2 separate regions of the Mus musculus genome follow, and region 1 is linked to region 2. Evidence: chromatin loops called from intact Hi-C (ENCODE). Cell type or tissue: gastrocnemius. All regions are shown on one strand. Each heading gives the region's core, and the rest is flanking DNA. Links, peaks and the distances in the headings are about the cores only.

Region 1 (10,770 bases), core at 2,244-7,243, 210 kb before region 2:
GTGGATGGTTCCTAAATAGTAAAACTAGAGATCAACTTCACATTCATTCTCTTTTCTTCTCTCCTCTCTCCCTTCCTATCCCTCTCTCATAATCACAGACACACACACACACACACACACACACACACACACACACACACACACACAGGCAGTGGGTCAGTTGTGGTCCTGGACATGCATACATCACTTGTAGATGTGCAGCCCCATCAAAGACAACCTACAATGAAAAGACTGACAGTTTTGAATGAGGCCAGAGCTAGTCTGGTTAAGTTCAGGTACGCAGTGAGTAATGGGGGACTATGGAAGTCATAGAGAAGGAGTATATGGGCAAGCAGAGTGGGAGCTTAGTAACTGGTAACTGCTAACCAGATAGCTGGAATCTGGGAAAAGAGATCCTCAGAAAGGCAATTAATAAAAGCGAAAGGGGACTGTAGACAGTGTAAGACAAAGACTGGAGCTTTGACAAAAAAGAAGGGCTCGTCAGAGCCTGGCTATGTGCATGGCTGCAATCCCAGCTGCCCTAGGAGCAGAAGCTGGAGGAGCTCACTCAAAGACTGAGCTTAGTGACGTCATAGACAGCCTGGACAACTTAGTGCCATCCTATCTCAAAACAAAGAGTAAAAAGGGCATCGAGGATCTATCCTCATGGCCAAACAGGCATGAGCAGGACCCTAGGTTCAGTGCCTCGTATGAAAAGAGAAGAAAGAGGGGGAGAGGGAGAGTAAAGAGGGGGGATGGGGAGTATGGGGTGGAGGGTGAGGAGGGGCAAGAGAAGAAGAGGAGGAGGAGGAAGGGTACATCCAATCTGGCCAGGGGAATATTTTTTTTTGTATACTAGGAAATATCAAGTTAATTTTACCTTATATAAGACAGGCTGATACATTGCTACTTGATCAGAGAGAGAGAGAGAGAGAGAGAGAGAGACAGGGAGAGAGAGGGGGAGAGAGAGACAGGGAGAGAGAGACAGGGAGAGAGAGGGGGAGGGAGAGAGAGGGGAGAGAGAGGAGAGGGAGAGAGAGGGAAACAGGAAGAGAGAGAGGGAGACAGGAAGAGAGAGAGGGAGACAGGAAGAGAGAGAAAGAGAGAGACAGGGAGAGAGAGAGAGGGAGAGACAGAGAGAGAGGGAGAAAGAGAGAGGGAGAGAGAGGGGGGAGAAAGAGAGAGGGAGAGAGAGAGAGAGGGAGAGAGAGAGAAAGAGAAGTTGAACTCTGTGATTCTGATATGTAATCAAAGAGTCACTTATCTCAGTATTAAACTTCATCAATAACAAATACATCTTAGGGAAAGGGAGATAGGTGTCTATCACCCACCATGCAGTTCTATCTCCAGGCCTAAGGTATCTCCAGGGAAGATAAAGTAGAAAGAATAAAGCTAGTTAAAATGAGTTATCCTAGGAATAAGGCCATACAAGACCTATTCCCGAGACTGGCAGTCTAAGGGGCTCTATCCTTGACAGAGGAGACAGGTCAGACCCCAGAGAACGGAAAAGAAGTGAGTCTGGAACCTCCCTTAGCAGTCTTCTCTCTGTTATCTCCAACATGCCACGAGCTGGCCCTAACCCAATCTCAGGAGGTTGGGAAGGAAGAGCATCAACCAAACGTGGAAAGAAACAAGAGCCAGGGATCCCCTCTTGCTGCAACCTAGGACTTGGAGGAGCTTTAAAGGGAACTGCACAGAAGGAAACCGAAGACTTTCTAAAAGGGCTTAACTGATCCATTTGAAGTTATAACGTGGGATACAATATACTAGATATATCTCAATATGTGAATGCTTTGGCTTCAGTCCCCAAAGTACAGAATTTCTGTAAAACCTGACATCTGGAAGCCTAAAACAGCAAGGTTTCTGGAAGTAAGAGAATCTTGATAGTTGGCATAGCAGACACTTCTAGAATTCAAGTTCGACATCCTAGTAAGATGGACCCACAGACCTCAAAGCACAGTTTCTGGACCTTCGTCGCTGGGACCCTATAGGAAAACCCTCTACCTCTGCCCTTACACACACACTGCCTTACACACGCACTGTATGTGTGCCTTACACACACACTGCCTAAACCTGGGGTTGAACCAGACCTCTGGGTGGTTCTGAGAGGCACTGAAGTTTCAGAAGCAGTCCTCTAGAATATCCATCCATGTTCATCTGTGCTCTATAAAAATTCTCCTTACTTGTCTCTAGAGGGTCTAACAAGAGATTTTAGAAGGTGTGTGTGTGTGTGTGTGTGTGTGTGTGTGTGTGTGTATGTGTGTGTGTGTGTGTGTATGTGTGTGTGTGTGTGTGTGCATGCGCACGTGCGTGTGCATGTTTGTGTGTATAAAATTTTTTCCTAAGGTTTGGTATGTGCCTCTCATTTAAAAAGCATCAAGTGAGAGATTCCTCAATGCTGGCTGCCTACTGGACTTCTTCAGGGAATCTGAAACCATTCTGGTGGCTCTGATTGGTATATAGGCAAGTTGAAATACATGCAGTCTAGCCTCAGCAGTAGGAGGTGCCTATGTTCTCCAGGATATTCTAAAATCCTGCTAAGGTCATTGGAGCCTGCATAAGAAACAGATTGTAAAAGCATCCTTCATTCTCTCTTTAGGAAAGCAAGGTGTGGAGGTTTAGATTGACAGTTTTCACTTCCTAAGTCTCCAGGTCTGCAGGCATGTTGGTGATAGCTTCAGTTCTAACTCCCTAGGGAAAAAAACCATTTGTCTTTAGAGCCCTGTAACCCACTCAGCACTCAGATACTAGCTTTCCTTCACATTGCTGGAACTGTAACATAACGAGCACATTTGAATATAGCATTGGTGTCTCACAAGGCAACATGCACACCTTCCCGCGGTTAAGTCACGGGAACACACGGGAGCAGTTGAATAAGAGCTATTCTGTCCCTGAGCTTCTAACTAGCATTCAGTTCTCAGTTCCCATTTCACTACCCAGGCCAGACTATCAGGCTTAGATCTCAAGGAAGAATTGAGAGTTTTATTATTGCTATGTTTTTAGATGCTGCAAAGGTAAATATGTCCAGTCCCAGAGATTTAGTTTGCCCAAGGAGATTGTTCTAATAACACCCCGGTCAAGCGGAACCATCTGAAGAGATTCTGGCATCTGTGAAAACCTCCTGCTGAATTCATTCCTTGAAGACATTCATTTCAGGAAGTTATTTCCAATTTGGCATATAACAGCCATGCAAGTCGATGAGGATTTAGAATCCCTGCTCCCTACGGAGGACATCTTATTTAAAGCACATCCCTGACAAAGCAATATCAAGGGGACACAACTGGAAATCTCTTCAAGAGGTGTAATTTCTCCAGGAGCAGATTTAGCAAGTACAGCAGCTACCAGAACAGCAATCTGCTTCCTGAAATTCATCTAAACTTTCACCAGTCTGCTTTGCTGGGACTGCCTTCATTCAAAGTCCAACCATGGAGACAGAGCTTAGCAAAGGACTTATTTATCTCGCCACACTTTAGCAACTTTAATCATACTTTAGTCTCAATGCTATTACTAATGTTCACAGTATCAATGAATTCTCTCTCTCTCTCTCTTTCTCTCTCTCTCTCTCTCTCCCTCTCTCTCTCTCTCTTTCCCTCTCAAAAAATTCAAACAAAGGGTGTGGCCCTATGTTTTGGTCCCTTCAAGCATCTACATCAAAATACCTTTACTGGATAATTTATAACAACATAGATGTATTGCTCACAAATCTGGAGGGTGAAGTGTCCTTGGGTCAAGGTACCAACATATGCAGTAATACTATTCTGGGTGCCCCATTGTCATGACCTAATCACCATCTAGATGCTACTCCTTCTAACGATGCAGGTTTAGGGTGAAGCTTCTACATGTGAATTTGGCGAACACTAATATTTAGATCAAAAGAGCACACATCTCTAATGCCATTGCAAATCAGACCAACAGTAATGACATTAACTATTTTTTTTTATTAAGAATCTGGAAATGTATTTAAAATGGACCTTCTTACTCTACAAGGCCAACTGCAAAGAGAAGGATCTCTGAAAAGCCAGCTTAGTCATAGAACTAGAATTAATTTAGGCTTTAAATAGTGACTGAGTTTTCTATTTTTCTTCCTCATTTTTTCTCAACTGGGACCATGTGGAACACTCTGTTAGAAGGTCCCTCTGGCTTTGTCAGGTCACTGGAACAAGGGAAGGCTGCATCTCACAGTCAGTTTGGTTGGATGGTACTCCTTTTGTGTGTAACTATAACAGTTGGGTGCGATTAGCATTTGAGCAGCAGCATAGAATTACAGGAGGAACCTGGACTTTGGAGGTGGGTTGCCTGAGTTTAGAGGCTGGCTTTGCCACTTAACTTTGTGATTCTCAGCAATTAGTAACTTAACATCTACAAGTCTTGGTTTCCTCAAATGGACCTGAAATGACATGCATCTCAGACTTGCTTGGTAGACCACTTACTCCTATTAATTATAGGCACAATAACAAACATACATACGCATATGCACAATATGAACACATCCAGCCTTATTTTGGTCATAGAAGCAACTTTTCTTTTAGATTGTACATTCCTCTTTCTTCCTCTTTCTTTTTCTTTCTTCCCTAAAGACTGGCGTACTTATACCAAGAAGAGAAGCCATACTTGTTCCTTTTCCCTGTTTATTATTCCTGTTGGTTGTTTTATTTTGTCTTTTGGTTTTGTTTGAACTTTTGTTTGTTTGCTTTTGTCTTGTTTTATTTTTTGAGTCAGAGTCTCACTATGTAGCTCTGGCTGCCCTGGAACTCACTATATAGACCAGGATGGCCCCAAACTCACAGAGGTCTGCCTGCCACTGTCTCCCAAGTGCTGGGAATAAAGGCATGTGCCATTATACTAGGTCTCCTACTGCTGGGATTGCAGATGTGAGCCTCATGGACCGACTCCCCCATTTTATTTTTAAATAAAGCTACAAGCTAAAGGGAGGGGGTTAGAAAGCTTGGGCTTAGAAACTGAAGAAACTAAAACTAGAATTTAGGCCACCTTGGTAGGTGGTGCAGGTGATCTTGAGGGCTCTGGGGACTGCCCTTCCAGTGCTGGGACCTCTTGATGGAGATAAAGGAGGGGTCTTATGGTCATAGATGGCAGATCGAAAAGTGAGTTCAAGGTTAGCCTACCTCTACTAATGAAGGGCTCTCAGGAACTTGAAGCTAGAGTATTCTCTAACCCACTACTTACTCTCAATACGGAAATTCCAGAGCCATCCTGTAGAGGGAACCAGAGAGCTTTCTTTTTTCTTTGCTGCACCTAAAGGGCCATTTTACCCCAGAGCAGGGAGCCTGACAAGCAGAGGCTCTGAGTCAGACCCAATGTTTCATATATGTAAAATATTAATGTGTATATTGTATACATACTATATGCATGTTATATGTAAGATATTATAATATATAATAAAATATGTAATATTTACACTTAGGATGTCAAGGCTTTAAATGTACTTGACTAAATTTGAGCATTGTGGGGTGGTGATTCCTTCTCAACAGCCATTTTTAGCTAATGCCTTCTCAACCATCTATTCATGGAAGGTTTTTTTGTCCTTGCTGTTTTGTCTTATTTTTGTGTTTGTTTGTTTGTTTGGTTGGTTGGTTTTTCAAGACAGGGTTTATTTATATGGCTCTGGCCATCTTGGAACTCACTCTGTAGACCAGGCTGGCTCAGATGTCTGAGAGATCTGCTTGCCTCTGCCTCCTGAGTTCTGGGACTAAAGACTTGTGCCTCTAACATCTGGATAGAAAGGTTTTTGAGTTTTTTGGGAAATTATTGTTTTTTATATTTTAATATTACTTTTAATTGTGTGTGTGTGTGTCTGTCTGTCTGTGTGTCTGTCTGTCTGTGTGTCTGTGTGCTTGGACACTTGCCTTCCCAACCATGTGCAAACACCAGAGGACAACTTGTGTAAGTCATTTTGCTCTCTCCACCAATGAGTCCTGGCTTGCTGACAAGCATCTCCACCCACTGAGCCCTCTTGGTGATCCCAGGAGAACTATCTAATTCTTTAAAAGATAGACTTACTGCTAAGTTTCAAACCTGTGCAAATGGCCGAGATGCTTATCAACATGTCAAAGCAGACCCTTGCCTCCGGGTTCTCCCAGCATCCCTCAGTCCTAACCTGTTACAGGGAATGGCTGGGGTATCCCACCCAAGACCCTGGACTCTTCCCTATATAATCCAGGCATTTTGGTTTGGTTACCTGTCACTTTTGTACCTTTGGCCTCCTGGCTGCTGTATCAAGTTCCCCCTTTCCTGTCTCCCTTCCTCTCCTCTCCCCACACAGAACAGAGTCATGTCTACTCTGGGCTCTCCCAGACGTGTCTGTCTCTGACTATGCTCTCCCACATAGCTATAATAAACTTTCTCCTCTGCCATGCTAGGAGCAATCATGCCCTTTCCTTTCCTTTCCTTTTTATTTCATTTTTTCATTCAATTTCTTAAAAATCAATTCAAACTTTTGTTAAGCTCCTTTGTATGTAGAAGTGTCCTCCATGGAGAGGTGGAAAGCCATGGTGCTAACACATCATGAATACACACTAGCATTGTGAGCAGATAGAACTTTCTAGAATGATGAAATGCTTTATGTATACAATTTAGAACATAGGAACCACCATTTAAAGGGACTATTAAGTTATTGACATGTAGGTAACACTGATGAAGAACTGAGTCTTAATTTTATCTAATTTCAAATCTACAATGACACCTGTCCTACCTGCATTTTTTATGATTTTTAAAAATTTTTAACTTTTGTTACCTTAACAAGATCTAGAATCATTTGGGAAGAGAAACTCTCAGCGGAGAAAAAACATGGAAACATGGCTCCATAAGATTGACCTATAGGCAAGCATGTCAGGTTTTACACACACACACATATGGGAGGCCCATCCTTGGGTTGTATGAGAAAGCAGGCTGAACAAGCAAGGAGGAATACGCTGGCAGGCAGCACTCCTCCACGCTTGGCCTCTGCTTTAGTTTTTACCTGGACTCAACCTTGCTGAATCTGGTGGGAAAAGAAGCTATGAGTCAAGGACTAGGAGGGTTATAGACATGGAAGCAGCAAGGCATGGCTCTTTGCCTAGAGTGTTACAGAGCCTCAGGAAAAGAGCCAGATCCTCCCTCCCTCCCTCCCTCTCCCTCTTTCTTTCCTTCTCTCCCTCCCTCCCTTGCTCTCTTTTCCTCCCTCTTCCTCCTTCTCCACCCCAGTGTGTGTGTGTGTGTGTGTATGTGTGTGTGTGTGTAAATGTGTGAGTATGTATGCATTTGTGTATAACCATGTGTGGACGGCAGAGAACAACCTCTGGTATCATTCTGCAGTTGCTATTGCCATGTTTTTTAATATAGAGTCTTTCGTTGGCTTAAAACCAGCCAAACTGGCAAGCCTGGCTGCCCACTGAGGCCCAGGGATCTACCTTGCCTCCCCATTGCTGGAATTATAACCACACTCTACCATACCCAGACTTATATGTGGGTGATAGGGACTGAAGTCAGGTCTCCATGCTTATGAGGAAAGCATTTTCACTAAGGGAGCAATCTTCCCAGCTCTTGAAGATACTTTTATTTTACCCTAGCCAGACCCAAGTTGGACTTCCAGGCTAAAAAATTATGAGATGAGGCACAGAGGCTGTGTTGAGGCACAACATTGTGGTGATAGGTTTCTATGTCAGTAGAAAACAACTACAAGCATCTATTATGGTGGTGAGGCTGACATGAGCCTAAGAAAAAGACTTTCTATCTTCCATTGGTTCAGACTATTCTGTGAAGTGCAGTCCTCTCCCCTCAGGGAGTGAGCTTCCTTTTCCATGGCAAGCTCTGCCCTCCACTACCAACCTCATCTGGGGCTCAGTGTTCCACAGAATTTTCTGTATCCCTGATACATAACACACACACACACACACACACACACACACACACACACACACACACACATACATATACACACACAAGCATATGCTACTCTCACTCCTCTGACCACTACCCCTCACCCCCATGCTTTCTGCTGTGCTTGGCAATTCTGAACTTAATTATATAGTAGGCAATGTTACCTACTGCCATTTCATGTCTGTTTATCTTGTTTCCAAAATAAGATTGAACCTTAGTCTCAAACAGGAACTATGTTGTGTCCTATTTTAACCTGTTGTTCTTGTTTTCTAGAATGTACACACACACACACACACACACACACACACACACACACACACACACACAAAGGATACAAAGTCATATTTTTAAGTAGATAGCCTCAATTTCGTTGTTGTTTTCCTCTATGACTGGCCACTAGCTCATTTTTCTATTTCATACTAGAGTGTTCTGTTTTCTAGTGAAATTTGTTGAAGGTGTTAAGGTCTACTGTTGGACCTAGAATGGATAAGTTCCATTCATTGGAGGCCCCAGTCACGCTCCTCATTCTGTCAGAGAGAGAATATGGGTAAAATCTGTTTAAAAACATGGCACAGCTAACAAAGAGGGAGGCTGTTTCTGTGATACTCACAAGCCAGTGCTAAGCACATAATACCTGCTCAATAAAAATTGGTTAGGCAGGGCTGTAACTGTGACTCGGGAGGGAAGCACTTGTCCAGCATAGACAAGGCCCAGGGTTTCAACTCTATCACTAAGATAATAAAAGGCACATCAGGCAACTGGTCAGTGAGTAAGCTTCTCCTATTCCATTCCTCTAACCACAGGAGATGACTTTCTACACAAACATCTACATGCACAAAGGTGGCATGGCTGACCGCGCATGGGGGTAGAGTTTCTAAAAGAACAGACAGATAAACGTGTTGTTCGTAGCTCAAAATAAAATCCTCCTCTCATTTCAGGGTGCACTTATTTTAGTGGTTGGGGTGAGGATTTTTGTGAAGGGATGAGCCCATGTGTGAGAATGGGAATTAAAACAAGCAGAGCTTTGCCGTCTGCAGACATAGATGCCGTCCCATCCTGCTGCCTTTTGTGGGGTCCCATCCTGCTCTATATGATTCTTTGGTACTTTAAAGTATGGAGGAAAAGTTAGAGAAAGAGGCTGGGATAGCTATTGCCCTGCTAGCAAAGTTTTCACTATGTTCTTAGTATGTAGCTTCCACACTAGAGCCCAGTTGTAACCCTATGAGGGAGCCGCCCTTGCTACCATCCTTTTACAGGGGATAATACTAAGAAAGCAGGACTGGAGGCAAGTAAGTGTGATCTTGCATCAAGAGACCCGTGGGCCAGTGGCTGAGGAAGAGCTAATTGAACTGGGACAGAACAGAGAGCTGGATTCTGATCTACTTCTCTCTGCTGAGTGTGATCACATGGAAGCCCTTGGTCCTCTGCAAGATCTACAAGCTGACGAAGTGCCCCGAAACTTGGGAGACACCATGCCACTTCTGTATGCTTCTCTGGTCCTCGTGGCATTTCTAGAAACTGGAGGTGGCAAAGGAGGAGTGCGAGAGAAGAGATATAGGAGTGTGCGCTCTTAAATAAGAGCTCTCCCCCTCCCTTCCGGCCCGAGGCAAAGCGTTGTGGGATGAGTAAGTGGGGATGGAGGAATGCCAACATCAAGCAGCAGAGTGGGTGCTGCCTTTCCCAAATCGGTCCTCAAAGCTCCCAATCTTGCAAGGTTAAGGTCAGAAGCTCAAGGTCAGCAAAAGAGTGCAGTGACATCATGTCAGACTGGGGAAAATTGTCCAAACAGGCTGTGTGAACTTGGACAAGAGAGTCAACCTCTCTGAGCTTCAGGTGCCTGGTCTGGAAACATGAAGTAATTAACAATTCCTACCTCATAGGTTTGATCTGAAGATTGAGAGGATTTAGGTAACAGATTGAATGGTAGGACCATTGCTGCAGCATTTGAATACTCACCATTGTTATGTTGGCTGTATTACTGAGTGTCTTAAACGGACATATATAAGTGATATATATGCTTTATTATATAATATGCAATCCTGTGCTAAGAATAAGAATGGCAACATGGTCTGGGTGGTGCATTGTAAGAGATACAGATCAGGCCCCTGGTAACCACTCTGGTTTTCAATCACCATGATGCCAGCAGTACCATGCCCCCACCCTCAAAACTTTGTGCAGTACTTCAGTAGTCTTATTTCTTGTATCTATCTTATCCCAAATCCCAGTCAGTGTGAAGGCAGTATACCTCCACTTTCCAGGATAAGGGAAAGGCTGTTCACACCTAATGGTCCTTTTCATCTTTGTAGGACTGTTTCCTGAGAACGTTCATTAGTTTCTGTGGTGGCTCATGAGTACAATGCTTGTTTCCCAGGGTGATAACCTATGTATTAAATCAGACAGAGGGACCTCCTAGTTTTTGACTAAAATGACTCTTCCGTAATAGGCAGGAAGGTTTGGGACTCCACCCAAGGGCAGTTACTAAGAAGCAAAAGCATCGTATTAAATGTTTTCTCCTGCAAGAGTGGACAGGTTCTTTTGATTGTTTTGGTTGGGTTGTTGTTGTTACTATTATTGTTGTTATTGTTAATGTTATTAATTTTATAATCCAGCATGCCATTGCTCTGTTTTCAGTTTCAACACTGATGCTTCCCATGAGGCTGCATCATTTATTGATTTCTAAAGTCCCTCGGTTCCTGCCCTTCTCAGAATTATAAGGCGGCAGTCTGTCAATGTCCTTCACAGACTGAGTGGAGAACAAGACCCAGTCACAAAGGTCACAAAGCCAATCGTCAGCTCAGCTGAGAAGGCTGGGATGCGCCAGCCCATGGACCTACTCAGGACGGAGATTTGCATGTGGCTCTCATGATCTGGACATACTGACCATTCTCAGCAAGCACATCTCAGAGCCAAGAAGCA
Region 2 (10,770 bases), core at 1,969-6,968:
GAACTGCATGACTTCAGGCAAACCTCAGTTTAATCATTAAGGAAATGCAAGTGACATGGTCTCAAATAGCTAAGGCAGACACAGCCATGCTGGCCAGGCCACCTTCTAGTCTTCTCTCATGGCAGAACTTACTCATGAGTCACATTCTTTAGGGCAGAGCCTTGGCAGCTCTTTATTACAGAGCTGTGGATCTTTGGCAAAGCTTTCTATAGAGGCACCACCTGAATGGACCCAGGAAATGAAAAGTCCCTGGATTAGATCTCTTTCAATCCTTAAATACAAGAGCAAGAAAACAGTCTGTGTCCTAAACACCCTCAACTAAGTCCTAAGTCCTACCCCATCTTGTTGCTGCTGTTTTGTATTTTTACTGTGTTTGTTTGTTTGTTTCCTTCTCTTTTGGCTTTCTTTCCAAGACTTAGCAATCACAATAGAGTGGAAAAAATATAGCATAAAGCCTCTTGCCTTGACTCAAAGCTGGGAGTTCAAATGTGACCTTGTGTCTTTTCCCCTCTGTATATTAGTTTACATCTCAAAGTCTGTTCAATTCCACCCCCAAGGCTGGTGTCCAGTCTAAGAATCTCATAGAGGTAGAGAATTCAGTCCCTACTTTGAGATCAGGGCATAGATGACAGCCTAAGGAAGTTCAAAGACAGTTAATTAGTACCCTCAGTTCTTTTGAAAATTATTAAAGAGTCCAGAATTAGAAATTCAGATTTCCTCCAGACTCCGGAGAACAAACACCTCTCCTCTAAATGGCTTAATGTGTCTGTTTAATGTACACAAAATTATCTTGCAGGAAGTGGGGGCTGTTTCTCCTGTCACTTCACATTTCCAGACTATACTACCTTTGGCAAAAGGAGGAGGAATCCAAGTCTGGGAAAATTAAATTCCACAGCAGAAATTATTAGGACCAGAGGCTGTAGCAGACACAAACCTAGATGAAAGAGAAATAAATTCTTACCCCCCACCCCCCACTCCAGTTCCACCTTCATCTCTCCATCTTAGTCCAGGGCGAAAGAAAAAGAAGCTTTTATAAATTTTTGAGTGTCTTGCTGAGTTTTGTCTACAAGGTCTATTCAATAGTATAGCCATGAGCCTCAGTGTGCAGCTCCCTTCAGGCCAGGGGACTATGGAAACTGGCTTCCTGTGCTCAAACTCTCAGGGGGAAAAACCTGAGAAGGTGAACTGACAAAGAGTAATGCTTCATCACTGAGGACCAGGGAAGGACAAGCCTTCCTCCCAAGAATGTGGACATCCTTTGCTTAGGATCATGTTAATTAAATTGGAAACACTTGAAATAGTCCACTGAGGGCGTGTGGCAGTTGTTTTTCTTCAGCTCATCTAGGAAGTTAACTCGAAGCTTCATTTGGGAAACGACTGCAATCTGAATGTCATGGATCACCCACAGCGTTGGGTACCCTCACATAACTTTGGGAGGTAGCCTGCGTAGGGTTTCATTTTTTGTTTGGTAGCCCCCTGAGTCTGCTACCTTACTCCACATTAACGGATCCTCACTCCTTCCTGCCTCTGGCAGTCATTCTTTTAAGTAAACATGCCACTTATGAAACATTCATACATGCAAAGATAGAGAAGTTCCTGTCTCTGAAACAGAAAAAAAAAAATGACCTTCAAAAACTACCCAGGTGGTAGAGAGGGACATCTGTCATCTGGGGTCTCCTAAAGCAAAGGCTGGTGGAAGGACATCCCTTCAAATCATTGTAGGTGAGTGGGACTGTCACACTTCACCCAGAGTCATAGTGAGCATCCCTTAGAGAAGGCTGACTCCATGAAGATGGCTCAGTAAGGGGATCTAGCACAGATTCCCACAAGCACATGTTTTGAATACATGGTCCTCATCTAGGATGCTGCTTTGGGAAGTTGTAGAACTTCAGGAGTTGAAGCCTCGTGGGAAGAAGTGGATCCTTGTGGGGCTTAGCCTTATGGGTTATAACCTAGCCCCTTCTGGCCCACACTCTCTGTTTCTCCATCCATTTGAGCTGGGAACAGCCAGCCTCATGCACTGGCTGCCACAGCTGTGAGGAGCCACCGACTTCCCTAGGCTTTTCCTGCTACAGTAGACAAATTCTGGTTTCTGAAACCTTTAAGTCACTTCTTTCTAGGGATTTTATTATAGCAATAAATAAATAAATAAATAAATAAATAAATAAATAAATAAATATTAAATAAATAATATCTAATGCAGGCTCCAAGGCTGAAACATCTATAAAGAAACCAACTCCTTGGAAGGTATAGGTCCTTCTCCTGTGGCATCCTCCCCCCCCCCCCGCCCCCGTCAACCCCATGGCCACTCCCTTCTAGAGAGATGATCCCCTTCTTTGTATGTTTGTGGCTATGTGGAAGAGATTCAGACAGGGAAAAGATCAAAGGAGGTGAGTGAAAAGCAGTGACGCCCCCCCCCCCCCAGGCCTGTAAGCCATGAGAAGAAGACTTGAGACCATTCACTAACCTTCATGGAAGGCCAGGAAGAGACTTCCCAGATCTACCTACATCCTCCCAATGGGACCAACAGCCAAGAAAAAGACGAGCGTGCAGCTCTCCCAGCGCTGAGCACAGGGTCAAGTGCCTTCCATGTCTAAGGAAGGCGAGTTCCCATGAGCCTTTCTGGCTGTAAGTAAGTAGGGGGATGCTGGAGCCCAGAGCCTGGGGAGCCTGAGAAGGAACAGACTGCTCTAAAACACCTGACACTTATCATTTTACCCATGGAGACTCTGAGGTCCTGACTTGCTCAAGGTCACTCAAGAAGGTTACTGCAGAGGCGGGATTAGGACGTGGCTTTATGTTCACCATTAGTTCTTTTAACAGGAGAGTTTTGTACCTGTGTGGATTGATCTCAAACTGGGCCTGGAGTTCCGGGGAGGGAGGGGGGAGGGGGGCGCGCACACACACACACACACACACACACACACACACACACACTGGAGCAAGCAGGGAAATATGCTTTTGTGGAGGCTAGAGGACAGGCTCAAGTGTCATCTCTCAGGCACACTTTGTTTCTTGTTTTGTTTAGGATGGAGCCGCCCAGAGCAGGGATTATTAAGTATGTACCATGGCACATGGCTTTTCTATGTTGGTCCCAGAGCTTACATTGGGGTCACTGTCGTTATGAGGCAAGCGCTTGACCAAGCGATCTGCCTCTGCAGATCGGCAATCTAAACCTTCTGGAAAACTCTGAGGTGGCTAAGAAACTAAGTTACCCAGATCATAAAATCATGGTAGCTTCCCTAACAGCTACTTAAAGCGTCAGCTTTCCTTTTGCCAGGGGTTGTCCTCTAGGCAGGGACAGAAACCCAGATAGATCGTTCTCTGCGTGTCCAGTCCGTAAAACCAGTTCAGCATAGACTCTTCAATAAATCCATCACACCCAGACCTTTCTCCAGAAGCTCGGAGGATGGTCAAGATGGCTCTCTGGGGTCTTCCAAACTCCATGCAGAGACAGACAGATCTCTGGGCTCCTTAGTCATCAGTTCTAGACTACTTGATGAACTCTGGGCCCCTGAGAGGGAGACACCATCTCAAACAAAACAAAGTTCACAGGCCAACAGATCTAGCAGGGTTTGAGGACAGCCAGAAACCAGGCAACTGTTGTCCTTTGAAATACCCTCTTTCTGTGACCTGGCCTCTGTTTCATGGCATTATTGTTGTAAGTGCAGACAACTATGGCGATTGTTTTTTTTTTTGTTTGTTTGTTTGGTTGGTTTTTTTTTTTTCTCCTTCCTGGTGAGCTATCCTCTACTTTCCTTAGGAAAGTTGCTCTAGCCATAGTCACAAAATATGTGGGGTGGGGGACATTAAACAGGAAAAGAGAGGGCTGACACAATGGGCAAGAAGAGAGTTTCTTGAACCTCTCAGCTCGTCTACTGGATCCTGGACTTCTATGCCTGTGGAAGAGCCGGTGTGACTAGTCCATTTACTGTCTGGATTAACCATCTCTTCTAAACAAGAAAGGCCCAGTGGTATGCTTGCCTAGGGCGGAGGCACATAGATGGAAGGATCCTTGGAAGTCCCAGGTTAAATGAAAACCCATGTCCCCGCAGTTTTACACACTGTGACCCAAGCTACCACCCAGAGATTGCTGGCTTCATCTTCCCGGGCTGTCCATATCAGCACATGGCTAATTTCATTAACTGAAATTAACTAGATGGGCAAAACAGAGCCCTGCTGCGTAAGAGGCTTGGGTGCATTTAATTAAGTTTATGAGTGTTCTGATTCCTCAAGACAGACAGGCAAGAAACAACTGCCAAGCCTTCTTTCTCTCTCTACCCAAACTTGAAAGAACAATTCTTATAATAAAAAACATTCTGAGGCCAAATGGTAGCTTCTGGGTGGTATCATTTCCCTAAAATTGTCTTTTCTGGAAGATGCCTTTTTCTGGAACCTGACTCTCTAAATGGGGCTCCTAGTCCTCCAGATTGGAGTGTTTAGGGCCCACAGGCACGAGTCCGTCTGCCTCCTCCTAAACATAGCCTCGCAAACTAAACTCGGAAGCATCAGCTTGCATGTGGTCCCTAGTGTGAGCGACTTCATCGCCACCGTCGTCTCTATTTTTGAGTCTCTCTACTAAACTTTCTCGCAGCTGGAATGGAGGTTCTAAAGGCAGTCACAGCCCACTAAGAGATTTTTTTTTTTTCCTCACAAGTAGCCACATCTAAACCTCTGAGGGCTCGAGAAGCAAGGAGGAGAATCACTGCATGCCCTGACTGAAAAGCTCCGAACCGCCTATTCCATTCTAAGCCTCCAGGGGGCACCAACTCTTACTGGTCTGGAAGGAAGGAAAAGAGGCAGGAGGGCAGTAAGGCAGAAGGCCGCTTATATGTTAGTCATATAAACATATTTATGCACCCCTTGGGATCCAGCAGCAGGGACTCGCAGGATGTGAGACTAGAATTAGAAATGCTGAGGTCCCAGGTCTGCTCGAGGGACTCCCCACAGCATCCAAGCATCCCGTTTTTTTCAGTTTGCATCTGTTGTCCTGTGCAGAGTTTCTGTAAGAAACAAGAGGTATCTGGTGCCTGTAATGGGGGCTCATTTCCAATAGTTGTCCAGAGGACATGCCTCACATGCATACTTTTACACATTCATGTACATACTATGTTCACCCATATCTTCTGCAAAGTGCCACACCTTTCCATGTCTTTTCAATGGGTCTGTGGCCACCAAAATGGCTGTTACACACACTTCACATATGGTGCTGTTGACATGCCCACTGAAATCAGCCACATACTCTGTCAGGCTCACTCTGTCTCGAGGGAAAACTGGGCATGGAGACCATACTGAATGCATTTGACCCTCTTTCCTTGAGACTTATCTGTTATCCTGGTAAAGGTTTTCCTGTGACACACATGCCCACAAGGACAGCTCCAGGGAGCTGAGTACAACCCCACCTCTGGCCCTTGCACAGCTCAGGGAGGCTAGATATGAAGTGAGAATTTCCTGGCCAGCTTGACAACGATGAGTCAGGCTGGCACGAGCCAGTCCAGTCTCAGGAAGACCAGACCCTGGATGGACCTGAATGAAGGGTGTGCACAGGACAAACACTGACTGACTAGACCCACACTAGACCCACATGAGGGATGGCTAGCTATACCCAGAACTGCCCAGCAGCCTTGCTCAGTGTTTAGAGAACTCTCTCTCTCTCTGTCTCTCTGTCTCTCTGTATCTCTCTCTCTCTCTCTCTCTCTCTCTCTCTCTCTCTCTCTCTCTCTCTCTCTCTCTCTCCCTCTCTCTCTCTCTCTCTCTCTCTCTCTCTCTCTCTGTGGAAAAAAATTTTGTTTTACCCTCTCCCCTCCCCTCCCTGCCTTCATGGCTCTCCGTGACAGCCACTATAACATTGTGCCTGGGCTGACAGGTAACACAAACCATGGGAGCCAATGTTTATTGAGCACTAGCCACACAAGAGGCAGTTTTCTGGCATGCATTCAAGAACTTATCACCACAACAGGAAGACCCAGAGTCTGGCATTCTCCCCACCAGCAAGATGAAGAAATTGTGGCTTCAGAAGATGAAGCTATTGGCCCAGAATGAAAGCCCCGAGGAGAGGTTAGACAGGGATGGTAGCCTGGCTGCAGCTTCAGCCACAACACACACAGAGGCCCTCTGTATTCCAAGGACCATACCGCAGCAGCTCCTTGCCAGGAATACAGAATATTTGTTGTTACAGAGTGTTCCATCTCACCTCCTGGTATGTTCTGATGACCTAGCCAGTGATTCAAGCTGCTGAAAAGAGGTCCCAGTCAGACCCTTCTTGAAGGACAGAACTCCTAGCTTGCAGCCCAACAGAGGTTAAACAGGGCGGGAAGGGACATTCCATTATAATATACCAATAAATATATGGGAACTAGTTCCAGAGAGGTGGTCAGGCAAATGGTTGAGATAAAAGCAAAAGTAGGTACTACCCCTATCCAGGCCCCATTCTCTTGGACATCCAAAGGCATAGGAGTTACCATACCATGAACAATGTTTGGGGACACTGTGGTGTTCAGCATGAAACTCTTGGGCCAGAAGGATCTTTCTTTCTCCAGAGCTGTCTGATTTCTAAGTCTGTCCTTCCTTTTCCCATCTGCTCTGGGAAGGCCAGAGGAGCCATCCTGCCAGCTAGTAAAATTAGCAGCTGGGCTTTTTTACGGGGCACACTGGGGAGCTGGGTACACTGAGTACCAGTTTACAGGCCAGCAGCCAGGGTGGGCTGAGACCCCGCCTTATAGACAGACCTGAATCAGGATGGTCCTCACACAAGGATTCAGTGAGAGGGAAGGACAGTGCTGTGGATCTGTGGATGTCGGGGATGAAGGGCCTTGGGTAGCAGACTGCAGGAGGGTAGCCATGAGAGAAAGTGCAAGGGGTGACTTTGCTATGATGATCTCAGAAGCAGACTGTGTCCAGCCCCTAGGCTGAACCTGCTAAAAGAACAAACAACAGAGAACTTGCTAGCAGCCTGGGGCCACTCAGCCCAGCTTCTATCGCTTCCTAGTCTCTACTTAAGACTCAATTGAGCTTACGGAAGCAATATAGGTGCATTGTTCAGAGACTGCAAAAATATTACATCCTATCTATTACCTTGTGCAGTGGGCAGCTTAGAAAATTCTTTGGGAAGAATTTCACCAGTTTCAAGGGAGGGTGGCAAACTTTTTTACCATGGGACCAGACAGTAACTGTTTTTAGGCTGGTGAGAGTTTGGGACTCTATGGATGCTCCTTGTATCCTTACTGTACTGTGTTACAAAAGTAGCCACAGCTGCAATATAAATGAACTTGCATGGCTTTTATGACAATTAAATTTTGAGGGCAATGAAATTTGAATTTTGTATACTTTCCATGTGTTACAAAATATTTTGTTTTAGATTTTTCTAAAGTAATTTGAAAATACGAAAAACGATCTTTTGCTCCTAAGCCATACCAACAGAGCAGTGAACCACTCTGGCCCACATGCATCAGATGGTTGGGTAGGTTCAGCGGCGTCACTCCTGTGCTATGGGAAAAGGATTCCATAGGGAAATAAGGACTGAAGCTGCCCTGGCCAGTGAAACGGTTCCGTGGGTAAAGGGGCTTGCCACCAAGTCTGACCACCCGTGTTCAATCCCAGGGACCCAAATGGTAACAGAAAGTAGAAAACTAACTCTAACAAGTTGTTTGTTGACTTTATTGTGTGACGTGCCCTGCCCCCAGAATATTATATGTGAATAAATATATCTTTTTAAATTAAAAAAAAAAAAGGACTAGAAGTTTGTGTGAGTACAGAAGCTTTTTACGCTCCTGCTCCAGATGCCTCTGTAAGCATCCATAGGCTGGCATGCATGGGCAATCCCCACGATCAGCTAGGAAATGAAGTCTGTTCAAGTTCCCAGAGGATCATTTTTATCCCAAAGCATCTCTTGCATTCAATGGCACTTAATTAAAGCAGTGAGGATTCAGCTTGGCCAATTGTTGGTAGTTATGTCAGAAGACAGTTGTGAGCATCTCTAGCAACAGGCAGCTCGCAACCTGAGGTAGGAGCCTGATCAGTGCAACCGCTCCTGTGACATACTCTTCCATCTGAATAAATGGTACTGGGTCACAAATAACAAGTGTCATAACTCTGGTGCCTCTTCTATCAAAGTCAAAACAGTTACTTAACCATATAAAAATATAACATATCATCTATGATTTCCTGACTAACACCAACATACTCACACAGGATAAAATAAAGAGGCATAATTTAAATCCTATTGGTGAATTACTATGTGAGTCGTTTGACTCAACCCCCCTCCCTTAAGGGTGTTCATGCCAATAAAACCTGTTGGCTTCCAATGGGACAGAAGAGAAGCAGCAATACATCACTACCCATAATACAACTGCCAAAGATTCCTATTCTTTCTGCTCTATAGAGTAACTGTTGATGCTGCGACAGTTTTATGTAGCATTGCCCAAAATATGAAAGGATAAAGAATGGATGTGGGGAAGAGGGAAGAAAATGGACATGTGTGCTGTGTGCAAATTTGCTACCGTGTTTCACTGATAAGGGCTATGATACACACAAGAGACACAGCCCACATCAGCGCCACCCCCAACCCCCCCCATGGTAAGTAATGAATGACAGTAACACATGTCACAAAGAAGATTCATGGTGCCCATGTGCACCCCTCCTCAGGTTCACTGATCAAGTGCCATGTTCAAACAGTTCAGCAGGCACAGCACAGCTACTTTACCCCATTAACCCAATGCAGTGGCTTCTGCTTGAAAGGCATGCTGAGCATGTATGTTTCTCTTGAGCCCCTGAAGATAAGAATAAAATGGCCTGGGTTGGGTATATAATGTGTCAAATGATACCCATGTGACCTATTTAGAATGAACAGTAAAGGGTGAGACTGGCATTTTGTTTCTCCATACATTGATAAAGCCTCCCCTAGACGTGAAAGCAAATAGCAAATGTTTTCAGTTGGTGGAATTATATTTGCATGTTTCCTGGAGCAACGTTCAAGTGCAGTAGCATAAGCAAGTGGGAAAATGAACTAACATGAACAATGCTAATGGCTTTATCTTTGCCCAGGGAGCCAGTTACTGTGTTGGGGAAATCAGTTCTTTAAGAGAATCACAAACCATGGCATCTGTCATCGATTTGACAGAAAGTCCAGGCAATGCAGTCATGGCTCAAACCTTGTGGTAAAGCTACTATTAGCCACAAGACAGGTTTCTTAGAGTGACAGTTGCTCCGAGAACAATGGAGATGAATGTAACTATTCAGAAATGGAATGTTTGTGGAGATTGGGGGAGGGGGCAATTTGTTTGTATGTTTGTTTGTGTGTGTCTACATCTTTCTTCCTTGTAAATGGATTCTCCACTACTATTACTCTTATTCTATAAGATTCTTACCTTTTGATTGCTTTATAAAGTAAGAGAATAAACTGCTACTTATGAAACAAAGCACATGGGTCCATCACCTGCTTCTGTCAATAAAGTTTTATTGGAATACACATTCCAAACAGTGTAGATGTTTGTGACTACTTTCAAATCAAAATGGCAGATGAAGTAGTTAACATGGAGTCTGTATAGTTCACAAAGCCTAACAATGTTTACAACAGGAATATTTGCCAACCTTGAACTAAAATATTTTCATTGATTTTAGCTTTGTGAGTTTATAATTTACAAACTAACAAACAAAAGCTGGCCCATGTGTTTCTTGCCCCCTGTCTTGAGATACCACTTCAGCCTTCAAGGGTTTAATCTGGCTCACAAAAATGTACGAAACACCTAACAGCACACACACACACACACACACACACACACACACACACACACACACACACAAATTAGGAAATAATTAAGGAACTCAAGACAGAGAAGGAAAGAGAATGGAAAAGAGAAAAGTAGGAGAAATGAGCCCACATAAAATCCAAACTTTGGCTTCTCTGTGTAGGTCAGTCAACCTTGGCTCACAACAGCCACCAAATATTACCCCTTTTCCAACTTAAAATAATCATGGTGCTAGCTGACAAATCCATGATTTCTAGTGAAAGCAGCTTATTTAATTTCTCCGGGAGTGTGTGCCTGAAGTAAATTAGGTGAAATATAGGCAACGTGATCCTCAGCAACGCCCAAGTATTTGAGAAGAATCCTAAAGACATCTTCCTTCATATTGAAGTCTTACTGAGTGTAGGCCAACTCCATATCCTAAAATGGAACTTCTCAGCGATTCTTCCAACATGTTCCAGAATTCTAAAATAAGCATGTACTGTTCTACGATTGTCCATCAGCATCTGTGGGAGACTGCTTCCAAGACTCCCTGTGGGTATCAAATCTAAAGATGTACATGTCCCTTATATAAATGGTGTAGTACTTGCAGAAAGCCTACGCGCATCCTCCCGTAGGCTTGAAACTATCCCTAGATTACTTGCAATACTTAACACAGTGTAAATGTGATGGTAATAGCTGCTCCACTATGTTCATTAGGGATGACAAAAATTAAAAGAAAGAAAGAAAGAAAGAAAGAAAGAAAGAAAGAAAGAGAGAGAGAGAGAGAGAGAGAGAGAGAGGGGGGGGGGAAAGAAAAGAAAAGAAAAGAAAAGAAAAGGAAGAAAAAGAGGACATACACATTCAATGAGTTGCAATTTTGCCCCAATATTTTTGATAGGTGATTGATTGAATACATTGATGATGGACCTGCAGACAGAGAGACACAATTTTACTTTCACAGTCATTAATTTGGAGGCTAGGGAGGTAGCTAAGTGGTTAAGAGCTAGTATGCAGTAGGCATAAGGACCTGAGTTCTAATCCCTAA

Evidence for each region. Hi-C counts contacts between places; a loop is a spot of excess contacts. Peaks named below come from ENCODE experiments on the same cell type or tissue, not always from the same donor. Only the 100,000 strongest peaks of a DNase experiment are listed, where the experiment ranks them.
Region 1: a loop joins it to region 2, with 3 times the contacts of the local background. A loop is called at or near these places in 11 of 42 quality-filtered maps.

The regions. Positions count from the first base shown.
Region 1 is chr14:23,578,218-23,588,987 of GRCm38, forward strand. The region is part of intron 5 of Kcnma1 (potassium large conductance calcium-activated channel, subfamily M, alpha member 1); the gene reads right to left. Among named protein-coding and RNA genes, the nearest start is that of Gm51422, 67 kb to the right of the region's middle. In gastrocnemius, for the core only: a CTCF peak has its summit at 5,186 (motif pointing right); DNase peaks (open chromatin) are centred at 5,193 and 5,899.
Region 2 is chr14:23,786,847-23,797,616 of GRCm38, forward strand. The region is part of intron 2 of Kcnma1 (potassium large conductance calcium-activated channel, subfamily M, alpha member 1); the gene reads right to left. Among named protein-coding and RNA genes, the nearest start is that of Gm51422, 140 kb to the left of the region's middle. In gastrocnemius, for the core only: a CTCF peak has its summit at 4,753 (motif pointing right); DNase peaks (open chromatin) are centred at 4,764, 5,412, 6,013 and 6,650; H3K27ac peaks cover 1,949 bases.